Regions from separate parts of the Homo sapiens genome. Here regions 1 and 2 are each linked to region 3. A link is a loop called in an ENCODE intact Hi-C map of the cell type or tissue named here. Cell type or tissue: Caco-2. All regions are shown on one strand.

The links. Hi-C counts contacts between places; a loop is a spot of excess contacts. Peaks named below come from ENCODE experiments on the same cell type or tissue, not always from the same donor. Only the 100,000 strongest peaks of a DNase experiment are listed, where the experiment ranks them.
Region 1: it touches region 3 in a loop (4-fold over the local background); 3 of 110 quality-filtered maps call a loop at or near these places.
Region 2: a loop joins it to region 3, with 4 times the contacts of the local background. A loop is called at or near these places in 3 of 110 quality-filtered maps.

The regions. Positions count from the first base shown.
Region 1 is chr6:105,810,834-105,818,833 of GRCh38, forward strand. No RefSeq gene overlaps it. Among named protein-coding and RNA genes, the nearest start is that of LINC02836, 180 kb to the left of the region's middle. In Caco-2, no CTCF peak of the experiment used is centred here; no DNase peak of the experiment used is centred here.
Region 2 is chr6:105,729,045-105,737,044 of GRCh38, forward strand. No RefSeq gene overlaps it. Among named protein-coding and RNA genes, the nearest start is that of LINC02836, 100 kb to the left of the region's middle. In Caco-2, a CTCF peak has its summit at 4,707 (motif pointing right); no DNase peak of the experiment used is centred here.
Region 3 is chr6:105,891,432-105,899,431 of GRCh38, forward strand. LOC105377923 (a long non-coding RNA gene) reads right to left here and starts at 1,666. Exons shown (of 3, transcript XR_001744275.2): 1 at 1,595-1,666. In Caco-2, no CTCF peak of the experiment used is centred here; DNase peaks (open chromatin) are centred at 4,920 and 5,340.

The sequences.
Region 1 (8,000 bases), 81 kb before region 3:
AGTGAGGACACTTGCAAGTCTCTGCTGAACAAAATCCTTCCAACTTTCTTCAAGAGTCAAGAAACCTGACAGTGGAGCCTATGCAACTGCCCAGATGGCACATTTTTTTTTTTTTTTTGGTCTTTTTAGCCTTCTCCTTTCTTTGTTTTCCTTTGAGACCTTCAGGACCTACATAGTTAGTAAAGAGGAGGGGGAATGTCAAGTGAAATGAGTCAAATAAATGGAGGAAAACAATAACAAAAAATCCCCCTATAACTTAGGGTGATTTAGAAGGGAATCTTTGCTGAGCCTTAAAGGTGCCATTTCCTCTAGTGACTTTGATGGGTTCACAAAAGTTTGGGTCATTCACTCAGCTGGCCATTCACAGGGGCTTTGAGTAGCTTAATCTTTTAGCTAGTCAGCAGTTTGATAGTGTCATTTATCTGGCCATTGACAGGAGCTCACACACTCTGTCTAGTCTCAAGCGCTGTCCAAGTTCCTCTATCAGAAAAGTCACCTGTGATGGGACCAGAAACCAATATACCTCCAGTGACCCAGGACAGGTTTAAACCCAGCTTTTTTTTAATTTTTTTTTATTTTTTGTTTGTTTGTTTGTTTGTTTTTGAGATGGGGTATAACTCTGTCACCCAGGCTGGAGTGCAGCGGCGTGATCTCAGCTCACTGCAACCTCCGCCCTCCAGGTTCAAGTGATTCTCATGTTTCAGCCCCCAAAGTAGCTAGGATTACAAGCATGTGCCAACATGACTGGCTAATTTTGTATTTTTAGTAAAGATGGGGTTTTGCCATTTGGCCAGACTGGTCTCAAACTCCTGGCCTCAAGCAATCCGCCTGTCTTGGCCTCCCAAAGTGTTGGGATTACAGGCGTGAGCCACCGTGCCTGGCCAAAATCCAGCATTTTATGTTACACTTCTGGTATACACAGATATGTCTTCCACAGAATTGCTGGCTAACAATCTTTTAGTGGTTTTCTTGAATCAGATAATCACTTTGTGACCACTGATTCATGTGTTCAATAAAAATTCCATGCCTACCAAGTGTCAGGCCCCTTGATAGGAGCTGAGGATATATGAAGCTCTTTTCTACTGGGGAGTCTGAAAATAAGCGCCGACGTTCACATGCATCCACACACAAATGCATACACTTAAATCACACATTACGGTGGGTGTTGTGCAGGAGATGAACAGGCTGCAGTGACAGAACTGAAGGATGAGGTAGAGTCTGCTATGTAAAGAAAAAAATGATCAACTCCATTGACTAAAGTGCTGAGATGGGGTCTCTCATCTTTACACACCCTGTGCCCAGCCCAGTGGGCACGCAGTGGACATTAATTGTGGGGCCCTAAGCTTCACCCCCATCACTACAGATGCTCTCAGGGTTGACATTTGGTCAGAGGGCACTGGCTGTCCCAGTTGTTCAGCTACTACTGCTTGGTGACTCTGAAATACCCCACCTCACCCACTCCCAAGACCTCCTCTCACTCCATCCCCAAGACCTACCCTACAACTTAGCAACTAAAGGGGAAAGTGGTCTCCAGCAGGTCTGGAGCTGTCCTGTCCTGCCTATTAAATATTTCAGGAATGATATCCATTCTTAGAGTTGGGAGAGGGTTGTGCGTGCATGCGTGCATGTTCAAGAGGGAGAGAGAGAGAACGTACATGCCCAGCTGGCTTAGAAACAGCCTGCTGCCTTAGAGAAATTGCTAGGATTTTGACAGTACTGTCCCCTTTACAGTTCCATGACCACCATCAAATAGTCTCTGTAATACCTCCTCCTGCCAAGTTCTGGAACAGAATGGTAGAGAAATTAAACAGACATCGTGTATGCCCTTTAATATTAACATATACACCCTGGAATACTATGTAGCCATAAAAAGGAATTAGATCATGTCCTTTGTAGGGACACGGATGGAGCTGGAAGCCATTATCATTAGTAAATTAATGCAGGAACAGAAAACCAAATACCACATGTTCTCACTTATAGGTGGGAGCTGAACAATGAGAACACATGGACACAGGGAGAGGAACAACACACATGGGGTGTGGGGTTGAGGGAGGGTGAGCTTCAGGAAAAATAGCTAATGCATGTTGGGCTTAATACCTAGGCGATGGGTTGATGGGTGCAGCAAACCACCATGGCGCACATTGACCTATGTAACAAACCTGCACATCCTGCACATGGACCCCCAAAATAAAAATATAAATAAAAATTTTTAAAAAATGTTACAGAACTAAAATGAATAACATAGCCCATGTGCGAAAAGTGGCGTTGGGTATGAGGAGCCAAGACATTTGTATTATGTTAGCAAGCTTATTTTGGGCAAGGACAGTCAGATCAAAGTTAATGGGTTCTTCCTCAGAACCCTACTTGGCATCCTGGTATCTGCTTGTGATAAGTCAACCATACAGTCAAACTCTTCAACTGTAGGTACAGGGAGAAGCAGGAATAGAAAAAGACCTATTAAATTATCCTTTTCCTATAGAAACATAAAACACATGTGTCCATGTTTAATATTAAAAACATGGCTATTAAAGTAATAGAAAAATACTTCCTAAAGTTTAGGGGCTTGAGATATAATTCAGAGTAAATTTTTGGAGATCTATAAAAAATCACAAGTAAACCATCTTGCTCTCTCTGACCAACCACTACTGAACTGAAGTCTGGTTTTTCTTTTTTTGATTTAAGAAAGTTCTTTCCAGTCACTGCTATTTCCTTCCGCTCTCATCCAGAGCGTCACAATTCCTTTGGACCTCAAGAACACCTTGGACCTGCCAGTCCTCCCCGGCTCTGCTGCCTCTCCTGGGCCTCCCTGGCAGAAAGGAAAATCTCTTGCCTTTCATGGGGCTTAGCTGAACCCCATTCCTGCTTACTCCCTCAGCAGAAGGAGAAAAACAACAACCACAACAAACCACAAGATTGTAGCCATGATGTGCATTCTTCCTGGTGGCATCCTTCTTATCAGGGAAAAAAAAAAAACTTCTCTTTTTCTGCAGTCCATCTCTCCAGTTTTGCAGAAGCCAACTCTGCCTTTAAGGCTGGAGTTCTTGGTATGAAGCTGAGAACGAGTCCACCTGGAGTAGCAGGAACGAGCCATCTAGTGGGGCCAGTATAACCTGGAAATAGCTGTTGGTGGCACTCTGCCCCTCCCTATTGTATGTGTTTTCATCGCATTTATCTTGCCTTCCCTAGTCCCATTTCTTTTTCTCCTCCTCTGCCTAGGCCTCCACTCCCTAATGGGATTGAGTGATTCAGTTACTTCAGTTAATTTCAATTCAACTCATATTACTAGGTAGGAGAATCTCTGTGAAAGCACTTTGTAACAGGTGAAGTGTTTTACAAATATTAGCTTTAACTAAGCACTAATTATCATATCTTATCTGGGGTGTAGGTAGGAGAGATAAGTGCAAAAACGATAAAAAGCCTTGGTCCTGGCATTCCAGGTTCCTGACATCTAATAGAGGAGATACAAGACGCTTAAGAAAAATATGATGATAGTGTTCTTCCAAACCTACTGTAGAGGAGGGAGTATTTAAACGGACCTAGAAAGATGTGTGAGACTTCTCCTGACAGAAACAGTGAGGACGTTGGAAAAAACACAAGATACATGATGCATCTCTTGCTCAGGGAGTCACAATAGAAGTGGATCCCTTCCAAAAAGAAAGGAATCCCATTAGACCAGTGATCATCCTGAGACAGAAACGATGAATGAGGACCCTGGTCATTTAACCATATCTTCAATCCTCCACAACGTTAAATGTAAGAATTAAATGTCCAAGTTACATCTCTGTTTTGGAAGATGACAAGTTACACCTGACATACTTGGATAAATATGACAAAAATTCACTTGTGCACAGAAAGCTGCCAAGTCCCCTTCAGCGTGGTGAGGACTTGAAGAGATGAAGTTTCTTTGAGCTGTACAGAATAGTCTGGAAGTAGGGGTAGGAGGTAGCATTCTTTTCCAGCCAAAGGTACAAACACCCTCTTAAAAAGAAAGGTGCATTTAGAAGGAATGCGGTCCCCATACATCACCTGTGATTAGCTTTTGGGCAACTTTCATGGACAGGAAGGCTTCCATTCAGGAGCAGACAATTCGCTCAATTACCTTGAGGGTCTTAGGTCATCCCCTGAGAATGGGAACAATGTCCCTCAGACCTGCTAAGGAAACTCAATCAACCAACTCAGGTGTGCAATGAAGCGTTTGAAGAGTCATTGAAGGTGCTATTTACTCTCATTGGGTTTTTTGGGTTTTTTTCTTTTTTGCATGGAGGTAGATAACAAGTCTTTTACTAGAACCTTCATCTGGGAGAGTTTTTGTTTTTCTGTTTGTGGCTTTTACCAGTTCTGTATTCAAAGACCAACACAAAACCCCTGTTTACTTTCTGTCCTGGAAAATGCTATCAGCTCTGTGTGGAGCACTTCCTAGAAAACCCTCCCCTCCCCACCTCCCTAGCATGACTCTTCAGTTTGGCTTCAGGAGGATGTTTACCTCTCACACTTACCATTGAGGTTCAAATCTGGCCAACCTTTTACCAGCCTTGAACACATAAAGCCACAGTCTTCCAAGAGGGGCAGTGGGCTCTCCTGGGTGCATTTCAATGATTTCCACCTGCTAACTTTTGCATTTGGAAAATTGCAGAGAACCAGATTATCATGCCATTTGAGACAATTTTGTCAGCTGTGATTTTCCTAAAGTAGGAATCCATATTCAAATATGAGAGCAAGAGGAAATTTTAGCCTAGACATTAAAGAAAAAAAATGAAAAGGGGTAAATAATCTTAAAATTGCAGCAAAGTTTTAGCCTTTCAAAGGGAAAGTGAGGACAAAACTATATCTAATCAAATTCTCACATTGTAAAGAATCTTCTGATTATTCTTACTTTTTTCTCCTCTTTTACATGCATCCAAAATCACTGCTTCTTTGGTGAAGTTTAAAAACGGAATATTTCTGACATATGCTCTCATTGAGTGATTAAAAATGGAAGCCAGAGGGGGAAAATACTCTCTAATTTGCACTCAAAGCAAAACTAGCCACCAAGGTACAGGAAAGAATAATGAGTGAAATAAATCTCTATAAGAAGTAACAGAAAGGGAATGAAAGATGGGCACTTTAAAAACTTCTCTAGATCAGCAATTCAGTGGGTTTAGCTTGCTAGATTTGCAAACACAGAACCAACAAGACAGCAGGATCAGATGGCATGGGCAAGTGTTTTGGTGCCAGAAAATCTTGCAGAGAGAGCATGTTTGTCATCATTTTCAGGGAGTGAGGGGAGGGCAGAGAGAAAAAAGACAAACCCTTCTGGTATCCACCTACACAGAAAATTTTTGTACTTCTTACCATGGAAATATTAACTTAGAGGAAGGGAACAGACCCTTGGGGACTTCCATCCTAAAACCTTTCTGAAAGGGTAATGCCCAGAAGCATATCCAAAAAGGAAGAGACTGGCAAATGAATTTGTGCAGAAACACCAGCAGAATCAGGACACCAGATTTTCCTGCACAAGCTGCACGTAACTCACCAGGGAGTCAGACTGCTCACTCTCTCGCCTTGTGCAACACAGCCATCCTGGCCTCTCCCAGTCCAGGACCCACTTGTGCAGTCCTTGGCAGAGCCCACGATCTACTGAAACACCACAGCACTGTGTCTATTCCTACTCAAAACACACAAACTCCCTGCAGCATCCTTCAGCGTCCACCTTAGTGACCATACTCAAAATCCTCTTCGAATCCCCTGAGGACAGGAACCAGGCACTAGATCCACTTGGGGACCCAGATTATTCTGAGTTCAAATCCCTTCACCATAGAATAAATCTCCAAATTCCTCTTTCTAATGTATCATGAACCAGCGCCAATTGGGTGGGTAGCTTTGGAAGACTGCTAATAAACTTTCCCCACTGGCAGTATCTCCCTCTTCCTTCTTCCTTCAAAGAGGGGAATTCATAAAAGCATTTGCATAAAATTATATGGAAAATATTGAATTCAGGATCCATTCCTTTTCCATTGCAAACACTACTACATTCACAGTAGGCTGACGACTGTTCGTACTCTTAGAGCATTCTGCCAGTATAGTGATGTATCTTCTTCAGGCCCCAGGTGCCCACATGCTCCAAGTTTAAAGTAACGTGAGAGACCAGAAAAGAAGCCCCAAAACATGTACTCCTTCCCCATTTCCAGGAACGCTCATGTGCATGGGACTGTACAGTCATTTAAATGTTCACTTACACATGGAGATGAACAATTTTTGCTATTGTAGCAAAATTTCACAATGCTTTGAAAACAGATTTGTTCTAAAATGAAAAGCACTAAAGAAATACAAAGAAAAATATTTTTTCCTGTTGAGGACTTAGGTGAGAATGTTTCAAGTCCTGAGTTGTGAGACCAGCTTTGCCTCTCACTAGCTATCACAGAAGTTTTTCTAGATACAAAGATTTCATCTGAAACACGAAGCGGGTGAACTAACAGATTTTGAAGGCTCCTTTCACAACTAAAAGTTCATGACCAATTTTCTTCATGTAAATACTCACGTATCCACAGCCACTCAAACTACCCTCTCTATTTCCCAGCCCACTGCAGCCACGGCCGTGGCGAGTACCCACGCCCAGAGGGGCTCCCAGCCGCTGAGCACTGGGACTTGCTCCAAAATCACATTAAGCTGGCTCTTGTATTTTTAGTTGCCTGCCTCTCTTCTTCCCCCTGTTAGTACAGATTACCCGGAGTTAACGCTCTAGTTGATTCAGCCAAAAATCACCTGGCAGATGTACAGTGTGGGTGGTTTGCCACACATATAACAATAGGACATTAAAACGTCAAACAGCCCTTGAAACTATCAAGATGAGTGGCCTCCACATAAGAAGATCCAGTAGAATTTAGGGAAAATATTGGATCACTTGTTTCTTTATTTTAACATATTTCTTTTAAACTTCTGTTTCAGGGGTGTGTTTTGTACTGTACATAATATATTAGATCTTTACAGATGCATATTTATAAATTAGTATACATCCATTAAGCATACATGCTAAATTTTGTTGTTGTTGTTACTTATAGGAGTACTGGTCCATGGCCTCTTAGAAACTGGGCCACACGGGTGGGCGGCGGGTGAGGAAGCAGTACTGCCTGGGCTCTGCCTCCTATCAGATCAGCAGCGGCATTAGATTCTCATAGGAGCGCAAACCCTATTGTGAACTACGCATATGAGGGATCCACATTGCACACTCCTTATGAGAATCTAACTAACGCCTGATGATCTGAGGTGGAACGGTTTCATTCCCTAAATCACCCCCCTCAACCTCCCCTGTGGAAAAACTCTTCTTCCAGGAAACCCGTCCCTGGTGCCAAAAAGGTTGGGGACTGCTGATTTAAGATGCTGGGCCAAGTTCTGTCCACCACCTGTTTCTGTAAATGAAGTTTTATTGGGACATAGCTAAGCCCATTCATTTACATAGTATCTTTGGCTATTTTGATACTACAATGGCAGAGTTCAGTTGCTGCATCAGAGAGGGTATGGCCCACAAATCCTAAAATATTTTCTGTCTGGCCATGTATAGAAAAAATTCACTGACCCTTGATCTAGACTAACCCCATTTTGATGGGTTGAAGGAATTGAAGCCCAGAGTTGTTGAGTACATTACCAAAGCAGACTGGAGCCAGGGCTCTTCTTCAAAGCATTCTTTAGCCAATGCTTTGTACACACAATCACACTGTCATCCTCGTACCTCATGTTCTTTCAGATCTTTTGACTTCCAAACTAAGATACTACTAGACTAAATTTTATTTCACCCACAAATGGCTGCTTTTACCTGAGCTCACCTCTAGGCCTTCCCCCATCCCTCATTCTCCCAGCTGGGTTGCTGCAGCTTCCATAGTGGGTAGCCTGCCCCTGCCAAAAAGTGCTGTACATATTACTCATCTGCTGTTTGTACCAAACAGAAGATCACCTGGGTTTCTTCCTTTTTTTCACACACTATAATTACTATGCTGTATTTCTCAAAACACTTAGAAACTCAGCGA
Region 2 (8,000 bases), 160 kb before region 3:
TTGGGCTCAAATCCCAGCTCAGCTACTTACTAGCTATATGACCTTTTGCAAATTACCCTCTAAACTTCAGTTTCTTCATCAGTAAGTATAAGGCCTAACAAATTCGTAGAGAAGATTAAATGAGATTATGTATGCAGAGCCCTTGGCTAGGTCCTTACCCTTAGTAAGCCCCAGCAAATGTCAGTCATTATTTTAATACTTTATTACATGTCTTTTTACCCTACTACAATAGTGTGCCTGGGGATTGGGGCTGGGCTGGGCTTGATTTTAAAGTTATAGAATAATATTGGAGGCTCTAAGCTAAAATTCTTACATACAATACCATAATTTCTGAAAAGACTTCACAGCTAATATAGTTTATATCAATCATTTTACACCAAGATATACATATTGTTGTCACTGAAAATTATTCCCTAATAAATTTTTTACCATTTATATTTGAGCAACTTTATTGCAATATAATTCAATAAACTTTTATTCATCATGTTCTCTGTGCCAAGCACTGCACTAAGAACTGGAAATACAAAGATCTGAAACACAGTCTGGCTTTAAGTTGCTTGGAACCCAGAAGTAACAACAAACTGCAAACAGCAGGGGAAAAATGAAAAAATTAGAAGATACGTTCAAAAAGGTTATCCTATAACTCAATTATGCAAAGATTAATAAGATGAAAGAAAAGGGACATGAAAAGCAGTTCCAGGAAATGATATGTATATTAGAAATTCCAGAAGAAAATAAAGCAAACGTACAAAAAGCTAACATAAACTACAGAAAACCTTTGACCTCAACCAAAGGGAGATTCAGATCTTTAGATTTCAAAAGTTTATCAAGTATGAGGTAAAATTAATGAAATGACTTAACTTGGCCAACCTTTGAATTTTAATGGGAAAGAAAAATCCTACAAGCCACATGTAGGGAGATGAACAAAATCTTGTTTCCCAGAAAAGGGATATTTTCCAGGTATCATTCCCGTCATCCCCTGCAACAAAAAGTCCTCAAATTCTCTACTCATTCCTATTATTTCTAATGTATATAAACAACAGAAAGACCTATTCTTGGACATACAAAGATAAACAAAGACCAGAAATCATTTATCTTTTCTGATATTTTGAAGTGAAAATATACACCAGCTGACTTAGAAATTAATAAAAAGAACAAACTCAAAACCTAGTTATAAAACCTAATACAAATGTCAAGAGAGTGTAAATAATGTAAAGAATTATTAGAGCATAATAAAAATAAGGGTAGTAAGTCAACTGAGCAAGGAAAAGGAGGAAATCAAAGAATGCTCAATGTTTTATTTCATACCAGGACATTAATAACTTTACATAAACAGCCTTAAAAAGATATAAAATATTAATACAGGATAAGCTAGCATCTCAAATCATCAAAGGAAAAATGAATTACTCAACAACTGGTTAAAACTACCATCTAAATCTGTGGGAAAACAGAAAATCAAATTGACACAATATATAAGGTACCAAAATGAATCCCAGATGGATTAAATATTGAAACGCAAAATATAAAACCATAATGAGGGCTATATGCAGTGGCTCATGCCTGTAATCCAGCACTTTGGGAGGCTGAGGCAGGAGGATCACTTGAGACCAGGAGTTTGAGACCAGTCTGGGCAACATAGTGAGCCTCTGTGTCTACGAAATTAAAAAAAAAAAAAAAAAAGCCAGGCATGGGGCATGGTGGCATGTGCTTGTAGTCACAGCTACTTGGGAAACTGAGACGGGAACTGCTTCAGCCCAGGAGTTTGAGGCTGCAGGGAGCTATGATCATACCACTGTACATCAGCCTGGGTGACAGAATGAGACCCTGTCTCTAAAATATAAATTGTTTAAATCCCATAATTTTACAAGAATAAAAAATAAGGGACTACATAGTCTAAGGAGAGAAAAGCTTTTCAGTGTGTAACACCAGACAAAAATATAAATAAAAAGGCTGATAAATATTATAAAATCATTTTTCACTGTACTTAAAAGAAACACCATACACAAAATTTGAAAACAATAAACTAGGGGAAAATATAGAGGTTAATTATATTAATTTATATACATTTTATAAATCAGTAAGAAAATGACTATTATATCAACTTTTTAAAAAAGAGTATATTCCAGATTTTGACAAGAAAGTAATATAAATGCTTCATAAATACAGAAAAAAAATCCAACTTGATTATTTAAAAAGTAAGGCAAGTAAAAGTACAATGACATGTTCAAAAGAGCGAACAATAAATAAGGAAATGTTAATGGCATATGTTCAAAAAACCTCCGCACAGAAAAACAGATCCTCGATAAATACGTGCAGACTGTTTTCTCCCCACTACCGTCTGTTTTGCAAAGCTTTTTCTGAAAATAAGTATCAGTTTGACACGATAGGGGATATTAAGGTCAGATGATTGCTTCATTATTTACTTTAATATTGATGCTTGCCTCTGATCTTCAGTTGGCTGTCCTTAACAAGCAAAACCTATAGTCACTTTAAATACCTTAAAATGTGATTTACTGTAACTCTCTTGTAACTAAAACTGCAGACATTTAAAAGTCAATATAATTAGAAAGTTGCTTTCTGTGTATAAGTTGTATTTTCACAATTAGTGTCCCCAGTGTGCCCCACTTTGGGGCAGATCAAATTATACTACAATGTGGGTGTATTTTCCTTAAAATATTTTTTTCATTTGGAAAAGACAACTCAAAATATTATGCATATATTTTAAATTCTCTTTTCAGAAAGAAGAAAACAATGCCTCCCACTACTCCACCCAGCAGTCTCCCTCCCACCCCCTGGGGCCATGGTTACAAAATTTGAAGAAATTTTCCATTTCCAGTTTGGATGCCAGATTAATTCATTCCTCTGTTGAAGGATTCCAGGAGCTCCAGCTTGGCTCCTGGTCAATTCGAGGACACTGGGAAGGTAAGGGTCAGAACCAGGCCTAACCTAATGAAGCACGTGTCCTCTTTAGTAGGCTCAGAATGACCTGGTCCCTAGGCTCACTTGAAGATAACTAGGCTTCTCTGAGAATCCTGTGAACCTAACATCACTCGAATTTAGTATATGTGAGACTCATTTACTCCTAGATTCAATGCTCAGAGGGTTGGGTGGATTCAGATTGCCTTCAGAAAATGAGTTAAAGATCATGGAATACATTCGCTTTAGAATTAGCAGGGATGAAAGGGAAAAAAGAACAGGCTTTACAGCATCAGGTAAAATTCAAGTATAACAAACCTGTGAATCTGACAAATCATTTCATGAGAGGGTAATTTTATGGAAACAAATATAGTCCTGGAAACAATGTTCACAATCTCAAGGACCTGGGGAGAGAAGAAAACTAACAACAGGAATAAATTATACATTAGGGAAACAAACACAGTTGATGGGAAAGGAAGGTTTCACCTTCAGACAGCTCTCCCCATTTTGTTTCTTTCTAATTCCAGCTCCAGATCCTTTTTGGTATGTGCATTCTTGTCTTGGTGAATTGTTTGGAGATTTATTATTATAATAATTATAATTTCCTTGTGGGGATGGTTAGAATATTTGTTGGGGAAAAAGAAAAAGAAAGTTGAAAAATTGTTACTACTTAATGGCAGGACATAATGTCTGTTAAATTCTATGTTGCAATCACTTTTTCAGTCTTTCTCCCCAATGCCAACTGCCTACAATTAGTTAACTTTATTATACAGACTAGCAGGCGCGTGGAAGGAGACTAATAAAAATATTTGTTGAGTTTATTATCGAGAAAATGCTTCAACTACTTTCCAAAAAGCACTGTTATCATAGACCAGTGTCTGTCAGGTCATATAAACAGCTCTGCTACGAAGCATGTTTTCTTTTGAAGGGATTTATTGTCATGCAACTTTATACTTTGGAGAAAAACACAGATTTATCAGTAAAGAATATGAGTGTGAAGCTTGCAACTTGCTATCCAGAAGAAATCGTTAAAGAGATATCTTTAAATGTATTCAAATGAGATTGGTTTCCATAGAATGAAGGAAAATGTACAAATCAACAATTTATGAGCATTTTTAAATCTTTTATTTCTTGAAACTGATAATTAGAAGAAAACCCAAATTTAAGACCTTCACTAATTTTATTGAACATTTATTCAAAATCTTATAAAACATCTTTTATATGTGAAGACAGATAGATAGACGTCACTTTAACGGCTATTGTTGAGAATTCAAGAATGCAGAAAACAATTCTTATAAGTCATGTATCAAGTAGTAGGTCCATTTTTTTGTTTTATTTTTAGTTGGGCCTAGTAGTTATTCTTTTCTTTCTTGAATAGTGCCGCTACCTGCCTAAGAATCACAGCTCACTTCCAAGACAGCCATTTCAATGGTGGAAAAGGATTAACAATAACAGATTAATCAATCCCAGGAGAATTTTCTCATTATCCCCAAGGGATGTATTCCTGTACTCTGAGGCAATAAATCCAATTGTAGTGGGGCCATATCTACCCATTGCCCTTACTTAATGGTTATAATGCTTTTGACACAATTACTGTTACTAACTTGATGTGTCTTTATCTTTGCAGTACTAAGAAAATAATGCAACATCAACTGAACATAAAACCCCATTGCTTTCGTTAGAGAAATAAAAGATAACAGCATACTTGAATGGGTAGACTTACCTCTAGAAAGGGAAAATTTCTGTTTTCTGTGGAACTTCAGAGGCACTTTTCTTGTGGGTTAACCACTAGAGGGCATCATGAGGCTATATACTTAACACTTGGAATATTGATTACTCGAATTAATTATTCTTAAAACACTGTTCTTCATGTTCACAATTCTCATTTAAATGAATAAAAATGGAGGTGTAAAAATCATTTGTCTTCAATTTAATGTGCATTAGGAATATTCAGCAGAAATGCGACAGAGACTAAAACTCCAAGTTACCAGGTCCGTTGAATCACACACCAAGAGAATTCATCTAATTAAAGGGTGGATATGGCTAACAGAAAATGGGATGCTTCAACATGATTCTGGAAGCAAAGTAAATACCTTAGAAATTTATTATCTATTCAATCATTTTTTTCATCATAAGCATTATGAGCCAAGGACCAACATTCAACTAATTGCCACTCTGGAGACAGCCATTTTCAAAGTTCAAACTGTACTTCTCAGAAAATGGAACAGGGTGATTGCTACTTCTTGCTATAAGATCTCTGGATTTCAGCTCATGCTTCATCTCTAACCTGCCAGTTTGGGTGCTTCCTTGACTTCTTTCCTGAAAATATTTGGCAAAAGATGGCCAGGCCATGTTGCCTTTTGTGATACAAGAAGTGCCTTGACTTAAACAGGGGCTACAACAAAGTATTTGACCTATTATGTAATTTCTCAAGAAACCTGGCCTAATGTGGGTTTAACTATTATTTTAGTATTTTTTAGTCAATACATTTTATCTTTTAGAGAAGTTTTAGGTTCACAGCAACATTGAGTGGAATGCGCTGAGTTTCCATATACCTCTGTCCCTGCCCCCTTCCCCCATAACCTCCCCGACTACTGACATCCTGCAGCAGTGGTATATTTGTTACTATTAATGAACCTGTATTGACACATCAGTGTCACCCAAAGTTCATCATTTACATTCGGGTTCACTCTTGGTGAAACTAAGGGTTTTGACAAATGTGTATCCACCTTTGCAGTACCATACATGCCCTAAAAATCCTCTATATTCCCCCCATTGACCCCTCCCTCTGCAGTAACTGCTGGCAATCACTGATCTTTTCACTGTCTCCATAGTTTTGCTTTTTCCAAAATGTCATATAGTTGAAATCATACAGTACATAGCCTTTTCAGATTGGCTTTTACTTATTAATAGGCATTTGTTTCCTCCGTGTCTTTTCATGGCGTGATAGCTCATTTCTTTTTAGTGTTGAATAATGTTTCATTTCTTAGGTATAAAACAGTTTGTTTATCCATTCACCTACTGAGGGACATCTTGATTGCTTTCAAGTTTTGACAATTATAAATAAGCTGCTATAAACATCCACGTGCAGGTTTTTGAATGAATGTAAGTTTTCAAGTCATTTGGGTATTGTTTTATTTTTAGCTTATCTGAGCTCTTGAGGGAAGAGAACAATGCTTCCTTAGAGTTAACTAAGGTTTAGCCTTTCTTTTGGCTTATGGAGAGCCATGCAGCGTTAGGACTGAAAGGAAATTTGGTGGCCTAATCCACTCATTCTACTTTAGGAAACTGAGGCACATACACATGGACTAGTTGTTATTCTATCCTTTATAAAAGCCTAGCCTTCCTGGATTTTGTTTTTCGGTGTGTGTGTGTGTGTGTGTGTGTGTGTGTGTGTGTGTGTGTTTGCTTTCAGATGTCACATTAGTTCTTGAATGACTAGTAAATTTTAAAGATCTTTTGCCCATTGGGTTCAGTCTCAGATTTTGCCATTAACTTTTTGATACAAACCATATAAGCATGAAAAAAATCCAGCGAATAATTTTTAAAATGCAAAGTTTGGAATGAGAAGGGGCATGGAGAAGAAACATGGTCACCTGGGTTAGCAAGCTGTCCTGAATTGGTAGTTTTAACTCAATACCGCTGAAGACAATTCTCATCTTGCTGATGACCCAGGCTACTCTGCCCCAAACAATCCTCAAAGCAGGGTACTGGCTTCCCATCTGGAAAATCAGACACAGTAGTATAACTGGATGCTAAATGAGACCTCTCCTGTTACCTTCCTTTCAGCTGAGGTCCCAAAGCTGAGAATCATAGGTGATAACTACTCCCATGTTCTAAAGAGAGATGTTAAACCATCTCTTCAAAGCTTACCAAGGAGGTGGCCCTTACCTCAGTCTGATCAGACGAGGAAGAGAGTGAGTATTACTTTGAAGAGCCCTGTTAGAGGAGAGGGAGGTGCTCCCCCTAATTCAAAACAAATGAAGGGGGCCTTTACAAAAACCATTTGTAGACGGTGTGGGTCTTGCCAGGAGAGAATACTGACATCGCACCGCACTCATACACCTCCCATCTTCTCCCACAACCCTCTCTAAACAGAGGTCCAGAGCAGAGCCTGGTTGGTTACATAATTCTTGGGAAAATTTGGCCTGCGTTTTCTGGAACGTGGAGACTAGTGTTTAATTCTTACTGGAAGAGTCCGAGTCTCAAGAATAGAAGAAGTCTTTGTGGGTGTCCCGTCAGTTGCAAGAGCTGGGCTGCATGGCAAGCAATCGGACAAAGGAATATAACCTGCCCTAGGGAATAGCAATGTTGGAGGTTGTCTTGGGAGGAAGGGAGTGGTCTCATCAAGAACCCCCAAAAGCACCTACATTACTTAATACAGGGGCTTACAAAATCTTAGGGAGAGCTAAAGGAGCAAGCCTCCCAGAATCACTCACAGAGTGATACTGAACTGACCCACTGGGAGACTTCGTACCTCTGAGGCTACCTCTTGAGTTAGAAGCTGAAGCCATATCCACCACTACTTCTCTCCATATGGGAACATGGCAGGTGGACACAGGAACAACAGAATGGTACATTTGTTACAACTGATGAACCTATATCAATATATAATTACCACCCAAAACTTCATGGTTCCATCATCTCACTTGTTAGAAACCATAGTCTGACAATACCATTCAGGACAAAGGCATGGGCAAAGATTTCATGACAAAATCACCAAAAGCAATTGCAACAAAAGGAAAAATTGACAAATGCTATCTAATTAATCTAAAGAGCTTCTGCACAGTGAAAGAAACTATCATCAAAGCAAACAGGCAACCTACAGAGCAGGAGAAAATTTTTGCAACCTATTCATCTGACAAAGGTCTAATATTCCTGAATATTTAGGAACTTAAACAAATTTGCAAGAAAAAAACAACCGCATTAAAAAGTGGGAAAAGAACATGAACAGACACTTCACAAAAGAAGACATTCATGCAGCCGAAAAACATATGAATAAAAACTCAACATCACTGATCATTAGAGAAATGCAAATCAAAACCACAACAAGATACCATCTCATGCCAGTCAGAATATCAATT
Region 3 (8,000 bases):
TACTGATAAGACTGATGTTTCTTAATTCTTCACAAGGCACTTTGGGTGGAACGTTAAGCCCACATCCACAAATGCTTATTGGGTACATACCATGTGTAAGGCAGTGACCTAGACACTAGGGATGCACTGGAGAACAAGACGTGGCTCCTGCCTCCAAAGAACTTTCAGTCTGCTTGGAGAGGGAGGGAGAGAGAAAGAGAGAGAGGAGAGAGAGAGAGAGAGAGAGAGAGAGAGAGAGAGAGAGAGAGATCAACACAAAATAAAACACAGCATAAATGCTGCCCAGGAGGTAATTTCAAGACAGTAGATGCATACCCAGGAGGTACGTCTGACCAATCCAGTGTCAGGGCACCATGTAGGACAGAGCAGTCCTCTTGGAAAAATTCATGAGTGTTCTAATGTGCCTTATGACCATCACAAGGGCCCATGGTGATGGTTATAGACACCAACCTTCTTCTGACAGCATTAAGTGCATTTGGAAAATACAAATCTAATCATGTCACCTCTTTATAAAACCCAAGAGCTTTCCATGACTTCTAGAATCAAGACAAAACTCCTTACTCTATGTTATGGTTCATTCATGTGTCAACTTGGCTAGGCTACAGCACCCAGTTATGTAATTGAACACTAACCTACGTGTGGCTGTGAAGGTGTTTTACAGATGTGCTTAACATCTGCAGTCAGTTGACTTTAAATAACTAGAGTAACTTCAAGTAATAAGTTATCCACCTTGATAATGTGGTGGGCTTCATCCAATCAATGAAAGGCCTTAAGAGCAACAACTAAGATTCCCAGAGAAGAAGAAATTCTTCATCAAAAAAGAAGAAATTACACGTCAAGATTGCAGCACCAGCTCCTGCCCGAGTTTCTAGCCTGCTTGCCTGCCAGCCTGTCCTACAGACTTCACACTTGCCAGTTCTCTTAATTACATATTTATATGATATATAATACATATTATAGAGCTTATTGGTTCTGTATTTATATATAAATTGTTTATATACTATATATATTTGTATTAAGTATTATTAATAATATTACACACACATACACATATATATCCTACTGGTTCCATTTCCCTGGAGAGCTCTGACTGACACATCATGGTCTCCAGGCTTGGTGCAGTCCAGTTCTCACCCTTCCCACCAGCCACACCATCTACCCCAGTCCTCCTTGCTTTGTCTCTTCCACTCACACCAGCTTTTTCTCATTCTAAGTCCTTTCAACCCATCCTGTCCTCTCCTTTCACAAGCTGTTCTCTCTGCCTGGATCACTCTCCCTCCTTTCCTGATTAACACCTACTCATGCCTCAGCTCAACAATTGCTTCTTCAGGGATCCTCCCCCAGCCTCCCAGTGTCAACCCCACTTAGCACAAGATTTCAAAGCACCTCACACCACTCCTGCAGAGCTGGATAAGTTGCAGCTTCCGTCTTTCCTACATGTAAGTTCCATGAAGGCAGGAACCAGGTCTGGTTGGACTCATTATTTTCTAACTGCATTCCCCAGCACAGTGCTTGGGACATAAAAGGCTCTCAATGAGTATTTGTTCCACGAATGTCAACACAGATGTGATAAGAGCAGAAAACAGTCCCTCACCACAGGCACAGCCACTGAAGTTCTTGCCAGGTAGAATCCAGTGGCCCAGTCCTTTTGATGACTCATCAAGTTGAAACTCAAGGTCAGAAAAAAGGGGAACTCAGAGAGGCAGTCAAAGCAGACAGAGGGAGGGGGCTTTACTTGCCAGAGACAGAAATGTCTCTGCAGATGGGCTGGAGGCGGTCAGTGTGGCTACAGCCTCACATTGATACTGACTTCTCCAAAATACCACCTGCCTCTAAACTCAAACTGGCGTTTATGTAATGACATTTCCTACTTATTACCAGCTGCCAAATGTTGAAATTCCCAGAAGCACCTTTCTAAAGTCTTAAATATCAACTCTAGCCTATTAAAGAAGAGAAAAAGACAAAGATGTGTTATTACCAGGTTTCTTTTTATTTTTTTTTTTAAAAAAGGCTCAAAACTAAAAATTATCTAGCCCTGGCTGAATTGGGGTGAAGATAAGTGAGTGATTATTACATTTCTTCTTCAGGTTATTTTTACCCTGAGTTACCTGTGCTGAATAAGCTAGCAAAGTTCCCAAAACGCCAGGCCACTAGGTCAAGTTTCTAGAAGTAGTAGCTACAGCCAACTTCTCAATTCTTTTATGTGGTGATTTGAAGACACATCTTCCAATTCTTCAGCATTCTTCCTAGTGAGAAGTGAGGTCTACAGCCCTCCTTTTTAAATCCAGGCAGCTTGTGTCTCCCATGCATCTCATGAAATGCATTGGAAGAGCTGTATGTGACTTCCATGGCTTGCTCATGAATGACAGTGAAGTTCTGTCTTCTTCCCAGGAATAGTCGTGGTAGGAGCCCTGAGCCCTGGCAGATAGGTCTTACTCTCCTGAGGTTGCCTTGCTGGGAGGGAGCCAAGCCACGTGGAGAGACCACGTGAAAATGTTCCAGGTGGCAGTCCTCCTCTTCAAGTCCTTCTTGCCCAGGTGCCGTATGTACGTGAACAAGGTCTCAGATGATTCTAGACCCAGCTGTTGAGTCAACCTCAGCCTTGAGTCTTCTCAGCTGAGGCCTCAGCTGTGATGGAGGGGAGGCTCAAACAAGTCATTCCCACTGTGCCCTTTCGGAATTCTTAACCCAAACGGATACTAACATAGTTATTGCTCTACATAACTGTGTTTAGAGTGGTTTTTGTTAGGTAGCAGTAATAACCAGAACAATATAGAAAAATGGGAGTTATTTTGTAGATGTCAAAGCAAATGTCCAACTTTTCTCCATTAACAGCTTCTACCTACAGCAAATCTCTCAAATATAAACAAATAAAAGCCAGCCTCAATACTTTATGAGAAGAGTGAGTTCCAAGCAGCTACACCTACTGAGAGAGAAAAAGGAATTGCGTCTGGAGAAGAGAGAGCTCAATTGGTACTTGAATGAATAAAGGAATGACTCAAGGAGCTATGAAATGTTTAGGTAAGGATATAGCAGGAGGCAAAGGATCATTTTCTGAGACCAATAGCAACTTCAGCCCCCAGTTCAAAAAAATTCAGTCCTGCAGAAATCACAATAGCATATCCTTATGTTCTTATTCTGTCATATTTTATGCAACTTAACAACCAAACACACACAAAGAACATATATATGTAACTGACACAAAACTGAGCTGGATAACAAACATATTCAATGGCAGAAAGACTCAAAATTATTTCGACAAGCTGGAACAGGGTGGAAGAATAAAAGTGAGTAATCTTATCCCAGAAGAGTGACCTCAGACCAGAGAGCAGCTGAAATGATTGCACAAGGACATCAATGTCTTTTGGGAGAGGTATTAGACTCATCTTGAAGATAAGAAGCAGCTATGGAATATTTTAAAATAGAGAAGCATGATGATAAAATCAGTGTTTTAGAAGATTAACTTGACATCTCTTTGTGTAATGGATTCAAGGGAGAACAAATAGAAGGAATAAATGACACTTAGCACTTAGGAAATGTTTGCAATCCCACCACAATGAAAGTACATGGATCGGGGCTGGTCTGACCAGAATGGGAGTGAAAAAGAAGCAAAGATGATTGGTGGTGTGACCATGAAGACTCGGGCAGCAGGCTGGGTATCAAGAGTAAAGAAAAAGTCAAAGAAGACTCAGAAGCCTGAGTGAGAGGTCAGCAAGTTCATGGAAACAGAAAAAGATGGGGGAGGAAGTATGTTTGGAGACAAGGAAAACAAGCTCAGGAGAAATCTATGGACTTTGAGATAATGTTATCAAGATTTTTAGCTTATAAAAAAAGTTGATGGATAATTGGAGACATTGGATTAAGGTTTACAAGGGAAGATAGGCCTAGAGAAATGGATTTGGGAAACACATCAGCCTAGAGTTGATACCTAAAGCCATGAATAAATTCCCATATTTTTGCCATCTTAGACTCTTTGCTAGATCTTTAGCCTTCATGGCATATTATATTCAGGATGAAAATTTTTGAAAATATATGGCATTGTTTTCTTTCTTTCTTTTCTTTTTTTTTTTTTTTTTTTTTTTGAGACAGAGTCTTACTCCGTTGCCCAGACTGGAGTGCAGTGGTGCTATCTTGGCTCACTACAACCTCCGCCTCCCGGGTTCAAGTGATTCTCCTGCCTCTGCCTCCTGAGTAGCTGGGATTACAGGTGTGCATTATCATGCCTGGCTAATTTTTGTATTTTTGGTAGAGATGGGGTTTCACCATGTTGGTCAGGCTGGTCTCAAACTCCTGACCTCAAGTGATCCACCCACCTTGGCCTCCCACAGTGTTGGGATTACAGGTGTGAGCCACCAAGTCTGGCCTACCGCATCTTTTTCTTGTAGGGAGCTGCATAATTAGGTCTACCATGCAATAGCAATTTTATTGATAATTTTATAATTAAGAAACAAAATATGAATTGCCAAGATTACCTATATTCATTTTGGCTCTCAGTCTATTTTGAACTATTTCTCCTACTCCTACCTTCAACTGACAGGATTGGCCACAGAAATCATAGAACCATTTTGAATGCTTTTAAAGACTATCTGGGTGGGCCACCATTCATACTGCTCTCCACTTGAATGAATTGTCAGAACACCAAGAGCTTTTGCAGAGCCAGAAAGAACCAAAGAACGTGCAGCTGGAGGTATCAGCTGTGCATATCTAATTCTGGCCAAAACACCTCCCCAGAGTGTCCAGCTGGAGAGAGGGGAAGAAAAAAAGAAGAAAGACAGTAATTCAGTCAGGGACGTCAACAGCGGCTGAAGACGCGAGCTGGTTGCAGAGCACTGATACTGTTGGGTACAAAAAGAGGTGCTGCTGCCACCACAATATTTGGATAACCTGCAATTGCAAAGTACACATCTGTCTGTGACCATCTGTCTGAAAGTATGCTGGAGGTCAGAGGCTCGGTGAATACAGCAACCTGCAAGTGGAATGAGATAAGATAAAAAGAAGAGGGAAGTATGCAAGGAATCCCATTGGTTTCGCTTAAAAAGACACAGCAAGTTGAAAGAAAGTGTGGGATGGGATCTCCTTAAGTAAATTATGATTCAGCAAGTGCCGTTTTATCTGCCTAAGAAAGTAATTACAGGAAAGCAGTGTTTCCTGAAAAGTGTCTTTAAGGATGAGCCCGTTTGGAATAGTGAGAGGGTGCTGGCAGATGAAGGGTAGCAACCGCATGGCTTCCCCGGAGATGGTCTGGCCTGATCTGTCAGGTGCAGAATTGAGATTATTAGCACAGAAAACTTTGAAACTTGCTTTCCTTGACCTCCACAACACCCAGCACCTTCCACGCTCTGATTTTCTCCTATCTCTCTTGGCCATCCTTCAGTTGCTTTCACAGGTTTATCTTCCTCTGCCTGTTTCTTAATACTGGGGCTCCCCTGGGCTCCAAGCCCTCCCCTCTTCCTATTCAAACACTCTCCCTAAGTGATCTCATGCACTCCCTCGGTTTCACTGTCATTTGTGTATTGATGACTGTCAAATATTTACTCTTACTCAGATCTCTTGTCTAGGCTCGGGCCTGGATTGTAACTACATCCTTGGTACCTCCTCTTGGGCATTTTACAGTCTCAACTTGTCTAAAGTCGAACTCATGACTTTCTTCCAGAGACTCTTGCCTCTTCTAGTGTTTGCTATCAGTGAATGGCACCTCCATTCACAAGTTACCCAAGTTGGCCACCTAGGAGTCCTCTCCTTCCCTTGGCCCATCCTTCAACCACACATCAGCGTCCAAAATCCATCCACTGCTTTCCAACCCCACTTCCATTATCCTAGGCCAAGGAGCCACTATTTTTCATGACCACAATAAACTTCTGATTTGTCTTCCTCTTATTATCACAACAGCCTCCAACTGGTCTGCCTGTCTGTGGTCTTGACTCAGCCCTACTTCATCCCCAATTCATTCTCAAGCTCTCATTCTAAAATTAATTCAATCATCTCACTTCTATCTAAATCTCTTTAATGGATTCTATTGCTCTTAGTATAAGGTCCAGATTTATTAATAAGATTTGCATAGTTTGCTGCATCTACCTTTTTATCCCTCACCTCTACCTTCCTTTAAACTCTACAGTCCAGTTACACTGAGTTGGTTTTTTTGTTTGTTTTTATTTTGTTTTTTATTTCCTTGAACACACCAAGTTCTCCCACAATTACAGCATTTTGCAAATGCTGCCTGACAGCCTCTTCTCCTTTTATTTGCCAAACAATGACTATTTATCCTTTAGGTCCCAGTATAGACATAACTTTCCAGTGTAGATTAGGGCCCCCCTCCTTTCCACCATGATCTCCCCAACGACCCTGTATTTCTCCCCATCAAATCACACTCTACTGTTAATGCCTGTTTACACAGCTTTATCTTCCACTAGACCTTGAGCTCCATGAGGGCAGAAAGCATGTCTGTTTTGTGGGCAATTGTATCTCCAGTACCCAGCCCAGTATTGGGCTTGATATATGTAGAATGAATACATGAATACATGAATTGCAGGCACACTAATTGACAGCAGAACTTCACCAGGTCTATGTCAAACAACATCACCTCAGAGAATTAGAAAGATTCCAAAATTCCTTCATCTAGGATGAGCCTGGCAGCTGCAGCATCTCCAGGAACATTCATTTCCTGAGGTGTGGCCAAAAAGAATTTTCTGAGAGATTCTCAACTGCAGCTCACTGAGAGTCTCTTACACCAAGCACAAAGTAATCTCTTTGCTTCCAGCAAGCAACATTCAACAATTAATGAATCTTTCCCTTGGTGTCAGGAGCTTAGGAAGGCAGACTATAAAACAGAAAAGTTGAGGTGGTCTCAGTCTTCCTAGAGTAGATTGTCTTGGACTATTCCCTAAATCAGTGGTTTCAAATCTCACGTATGTTATCAGAGTCATCTGGAGACCTTGTGAAAGCACAGATGTCTGAACCTGACCCCCAGAGTTTCTGAATCAGTAGGTCTGGGATGAGGCCATAGAATTTGCATTTCTAATAAGTCTCCAGGTGATGCTGATGCTGCTGATCTGGGGACCACAACCTTGAGAACCACCGCACTAAACATTTGAGTCACCCCTCTTAGTCATACAAACATAAGAGAAGCAGGCTCCCAATGTACTGAGGGAGGATGGACGCCTCTTCCTGAACCCTGGCCGACTGCTAAGCAGGATGTGGGAAAACTTGGAATTAAAGGAACTCTGGGAAACAAGAAATCAGAAACCCGGAAATCCAACCCCTTCTGTATTGAGGGTGAAGATGACTAGAACACTCTGATAGCTTAGGACAGTCCAAATTAAAATATCTCTGCAAGAAAAGGACATCATGGGCATTGTGATGGATGTGACCACTGAGCATCCACTCTTCTTCTGAAAATAGCTCCTCCTTTTCCCTTGATGAACTGCTATTCTCCAGCTCTTAGTCCTTGTGATTCAAGTAAGGCCAACTTCACACCTTGGGCACAGGAGAGGACCCAAAACTTAGATCTGTGCAATAAGTGTGTGTCACACCCAGCCCATAATGATTGCTTCAGAGCTGGTGTGTGATCCAGGTTGATCTAATGAAAGTAAGCCCTAGAAGACTGTTCAAACTGTTGGGACGGGAACCATCCCTTTCCTCTGAGCTTGCCAAACCAATAAGATGTAAGTCTGGGGCTTCCGATGGCCATTGCCACTAGTGGGAAAAATGTACCAGAGAATGACACGAACACTGAAGAAAACCCAGCCAAGAGATGAAGAGACATATTCCTGACAATATTATCTGGATCCAGCAGATCTTGAAGTTAGAATACCCCAGAATCTGAGCTGAGCATTTATTACTCGCAACTGAAAGTATAGACTGAAATAAGAGAGAGTTCTTTCTTTTACCTTTTTTTTTTTTTTTTTTTGGAGACAGTCTCACTCTGTCACCTAGGCTAGAGTGCAGTGGTGCAGTCTCGGCTCACTGCAAACTCCACCTCCCAGGTTCCAGCGAGTCTCCTC